2 separate regions of the Homo sapiens genome follow, and region 1 is linked to region 2. The links are chromatin loops, found by intact Hi-C in ENCODE. Cell type or tissue: CD4-positive, alpha-beta T cell. All regions are shown on one strand.

Region 1 (2,500 bases), 360 kb before region 2:
AATGATTGGTGCCGTGAGCATGTTGTCCAGACACTGATCACCACTTGTGGGTCCTTCATCTCTTTATTATTATTTTTTGAGATGGAGTCTCGCTCTGTTGCCCAGGCTGGAGTGCAGTGGTACGACCTCCGCTCACTGCAACCTCTGCCTCCCGGGTTCAAGCGATTCTCCTGCCTCAGCTTCCTGAGTAGCTGGGACTACAGGCATGTGCCACCACGTCCAGCTAATTTTTTGTATTTTTAGTAGAGACGAGGTTTCGCTATGTTAGCCAAGATGGTCTCAATTTCCTGACCTCGTGATCTGTCTGCCTTGGCCTCCCAAAGTGCTGGGATTACAGGCATGAGCCACCGCACCTGGCCTTTATTTTTTTAATTATTATTGTTATTATTATTTTTTGAGACAGAGTCTTGCTCTGTCACCCAGGCTGGAGTGCAGTGGTGTGATCTCAGCTCACTGCAACCTCTGCCTCCCAGGTTCAAGCAATTCTCCTGCCTCAGCCTCCTGAGTAGCTGGGATTACAGGTGTGCATCACCACGCCCGAGTTATTTTTGTAGATCTTCTCTTGCTCTGACTTGCTAACCCACTGTCCTGCCTGATGGCCAACATGTCCAGTGAGCTACTGCTGGCTAGAAAGCTGGTGCTTCGAGTGTGCTGCTCTGTGTTGCATGTTGAGCCCTACCAAGTATGGGTTCTATATTCAACTGACTGAGTCTGCCTTTTTAAAAATAATTCTTTGGCATTTAAGAGTAGGACTATGCTATTGGACCCCTCCTTCAATTGATGCTGGATCTATCTGTGTGTTTAGAGTGAAGCTGTGCCTGATGCTGGGTTGGCCCGGTGTGCAGGGTGCCAGGGTGCAGCGGGAGGGTGGACTATATACACCCTGTACAAGAGGTGCTCCTGAAACAGTAGTCATTTAAAGAGGAGAGAGAAAGGGAGGAAAGGCAGCCATCAGGTGGCGCACTGAGTCCACACCCCAAAAGGCAAAGGGCTCACCAGGACCTTAAGGACCTCTGCTGCTGCTGCTGCTGCTTCAGGTACCTTTATCACAACAAATATCCTGACCCTGGGGCATAGACGGGACAATATCCATGATTCCCCAGTGGCATAACAAAGGGGTTAGTTTAAACCTGACATAGGCTAGAGATCCTTAAACCCTATGAAGGAACTATTGCCATGGAGGAGGCCCCTAACTCTGATGACACTGAACTGAGCCTCTCTGGAGGAAAAAAAATTGTAACTGTCCCATTAGAGAAAGTACCCCTTTTCCTTGAAGTATATCCACTGACCAAAAAGAAAGAAAGAAAAATAAAAACATGGAAGGAAGGGAGGGAGGGATCTCTTGACCTCTTAAACTCTTAGCCTGGGGAACCTAGTGTGACCCCATGTCTCTCTTTTTTTTTTTTTTAAACAATGCTAGTAATAAGAGGGTTTAAACCTCTGTGGTTTACTGATTTACTCTATTAAAGTAACTTATCATACATATTTTTTATGTTTGTGGTGGGATGCTAAATATTAGGATGGGCATTGCTTTATTTTTTATTTATTTTTATTTTTTTATTATTTATTTATTTATTTATTTTTTGAGACGGAGTTTCGCTTGTTGCCCAGGCTGGAGTGCAATGGCACCATCTCGGCTCACTGCAACCTCTGCCTCCCGGGTTCAAGCGATTCTCCTGCCTCATCCTCCCAAGTAGCTGAGATTATAGGCGTGTGCCACCACGCCTAGCTAATTTTTTTGTATTATTAGTAGAGACGGGGTTTCACCATGTTGGCCAGGCTAGTCTCGAACTCCTGACCTCAGGTGATTCACCCGTCTCCTCTCAAAGTGCTGGGATTATGGGTGTGAGCCACTGCACCTGGCCGATTTTTTTTTTTTTTTTTTTGAGACAGAGTCTCGCTCTGTCTATCTAGCTGGAGTGCAGTGGCACCATCTTAGCTCACTGCAGCCTCCGCCTCCAGGGTTCAAGCAATTCTTCTGCCTCAGCCTCCCGAGTAGCTGGGATTACAGGCGCAGGCCACCATCCCTGGCTAATTTTTGTATGTTTAGTAGAGATGGGGTTTCACCATGTTGGCCAGGCTGGTCTCGAACTCCTGACCTCAAGTGATATGCCCAGCTTGGCTTCCCAGGGTGCTGAGATTACAGACGTGAGCCACTGCCCAGCCTGGGCATTGAGATAGGTCATATGCATAGGGCTCATATATGAGGTAAACAGTTTTTTCACAGAAGATGCATTAGTTGATCATACCAAAATTGGGAGTATGATACCTGAATTCATAAGAATAAAATTGTTAATAGAAGCATTTTAATAACAAAATTGTGTATATTTCCTTTTGTTGTTGTTTTTTGTTTTTGTTTTGAGATGGAGTCTCGCTCTGTTGCCCAGGCTGGAGTACAGTGGTGCAATCTCAGCTCACTGCAACCTCGGAGCCTCCTGGGTTCAAGCGATTTTCCTGCCTCAGCCTCTCGGATAGCTGGAACTACAAGTGCATGCCACTA
Region 2 (2,500 bases):
GCTTTGGAGTTGGAAAGAATTGAGTTCATACTTAGGCGGGGACCTTGAACAAGTCCCTTGAGTTCTCTAAACCTCAATAGCCCCTTCTGTAAAACGAAGATAATAAAGTTGTTGTGAGTGCACCTTGAAACTGCAAGACACATGTCTTAGCACCAGGTAGGCACTCAATAAATAGAGGTAGTGCTATTCTTTTTATTAATGTCTTTCTAGTTGGTCATGCTAATGATATAGTGGGACAGGCAGAACTGGGTCTTCAAGACTTCAGGTGCCAGGCTGAGGAGCTTGGACTTGCACTTGAGAGCACTAGGGAGCCATGGGAGGTGTGTGAGCAGGGAAGAGAGAGAAAAATGTCCCTTTGGTGCCGAGGTGAATGACTAGGAATTGAAGTTTGGGAGACCAAGGAGGACACTTTGACAGGTACCCAGGTGAGTGTCTAGACCTGGGTGGTGGCAATTGGGATGATGGGAGTGAGAAGAAATAAGTAGGTCAGGCTTGGTGGCTCATGCCTGTAATCCCAGCACTTTGGGAGGCCAAGGTGGGTGGATAACCTGCGGTCAGGAATTCAAGACCAGCCTGGCCAACATGGTGAAACCCTGTCTCTACTAAAAATACAAAAATTACCCAGGTGGGGCCAGGTGCAGTGGCTCACGCCTGTAATCCCAGCACTTTGGGAGGCCGAGGCGGGCAGATCACAAGGTCAGGAGTTCAAGACTGGGCTGACCGACATGGTGAAACTCTTGTCTCTACTAAAAATACAAAAATTAGCCAGGCGTGGTGGTGCGTGTCTGTAATCCCAGCTACTCGGGAGGCTGAGGCAGGAGAATTGTTTCAACCCGGGAAGTGGAGGTTGCAGTGAGCCGAGATCATGCTACTGCACTCCAGCCTGGGCAACAAGAGTGAAACTCTGTCTCAGAAAAAGAAAAAAAAAATTATCCAGGCATGGTGGCAGGTACCTGTAATCACAGCTGCCAGGGAGGCTGAGGCAGGAGAATCACATGAACCCGGGAGGTGAAGGTTGCAGTGAGCCGAGATCGCGCTACTGCACTCCAGCCTGGGTGACAGAGTGAGACTCCGTCTCAAAATAATAATAATAATAATAAATAAATAAATACATAAATAAGTAGTTAAGTAGTTCAAGATGAGTATTGGGTATAGGGCTTGAATGGTAGCTCCACGACCCAGGTCGGAAGTAGCAGTTAAGAGGGGTTGGGGTCGGGGTATCAATGTCAGTTTTCACTTTGCCTAGAATATTTTTTCTTGTTGTGTCTTCCTGAAATATTCTTACTGGTCTTTGGAGACACTGCCCAAAGATCCCTCCTCTGAGAATCTCCCTGGAACATGTGTGGTCCTGCAAAGCTGCTGCTCATGATGTTATCCTACAAACATCCAAATCCCGGCATATGAGTTTCTCTAGGGCAGTCTCTGGCTGGTTCCATTGTAGGATCTGTCCACGCCCTGCATATGCCTGGTACCAAAAAAGGAAACTGGGTCTGCAGGACGTTGCTGCAGTTCAGGCATTGGCCGCGTGGGGGCAGAAGTGCACAGGTCAAAGCGTCTGGAAAAAGCCCTCAGGCTGCAGGACCAGCAGAGCATCACCAAGGACGTCCCTGGTTGAGAACTACGTCTTTTTATTCGTTTTAAAGGGGCGCATAGGCACTAGGATCCAGTTTTGTCCACCTAACCCACCCACCCAGCGACACACGCCCCGCAGCCCATAGCTGGAGGATATTTACGCAAAACCTAAATCAGATCAGTCTTTCCTTTGCTCAGAACATTTTTTTTTTTTGAGGGACGGAGTCTTGCTCTGTCGCCCAGACTGGAGTGCAATGGTGCAATCTCGGCTTACTACAACCTCCACCTCCCAGGTTCATGTAACTCTCCTGCCTCAGCCTCCCGAATAGCTGGGATTACAGATGTGAGCCACCACGCCCAGCTAGTTTTTGTATTTTTAATAGAGACGGGGTTTCACCACGTTGGTCGGGCTGGTCTCGAACTCCTGACCTCAAGTGATCCACCCGCCTCGGCCTCCCAAAGTGCCGGGATTACAGGCATGAGCCATCGCGCCCAGCCTGCTCAGAACCATTTGTGGCTCCCACTTAACCCAGTGGGAGTGCTGAAATAACTTAAACATTTTACATGGCATTTACAAATGCGATATTTTATTCTTTAATCCTTTAAAATCTCTCCATCAATAAAACTCTTCAGAAGTCCTTACCAGTTGTTACAAATCTAAAATATAAATATACAAATAAGTGGTAATGTATGTTCTCTCAAACATTCTGACACTACTTCTACACTCAACCAAATTGTGATATACTTTTCCATTTAAAATTACCAGTCTTGGCCGGACGTGGTGGCTCACGCCTGTAATCCCAGTACTTTGGGAGGCCAAGGCGGGTGGATCAACTGAGGTCAGGAGTTCAAGACCAGCCTGGCCAACATGATGAAACCCCATCTCTACTAAAAATACAAAAAAGTTAGCCAGGTGTGGTGGCCGGTG

What was found. A loop is a pair of places that touch in the nucleus more often than their neighbours do. Peaks named below come from ENCODE experiments on the same cell type or tissue, not always from the same donor. Only the 100,000 strongest peaks of a DNase experiment are listed, where the experiment ranks them.
Region 1: it touches region 2 in a loop (4-fold over the local background); 6 of 110 quality-filtered maps call a loop at or near these places.

The regions. Positions count from the first base shown.
Region 1 is chr19:12,201,515-12,204,014 of GRCh38, forward strand. It overlaps the pseudogene LOC100289333. Among named protein-coding and RNA genes, the nearest start is that of ZNF136, 40 kb to the left of the region's middle. In CD4-positive, alpha-beta T cell, a CTCF peak has its summit at 941 (motif pointing right); a DNase peak (open chromatin) is centred at 967.
Region 2 is chr19:12,562,728-12,565,227 of GRCh38, forward strand. No RefSeq gene overlaps it. Among named protein-coding and RNA genes, the nearest start is that of LINC02926, 12 kb to the left of the region's middle. In CD4-positive, alpha-beta T cell, CTCF peaks have their summits at 1,526 (motif pointing right) and 1,730; a DNase peak (open chromatin) is centred at 1,554.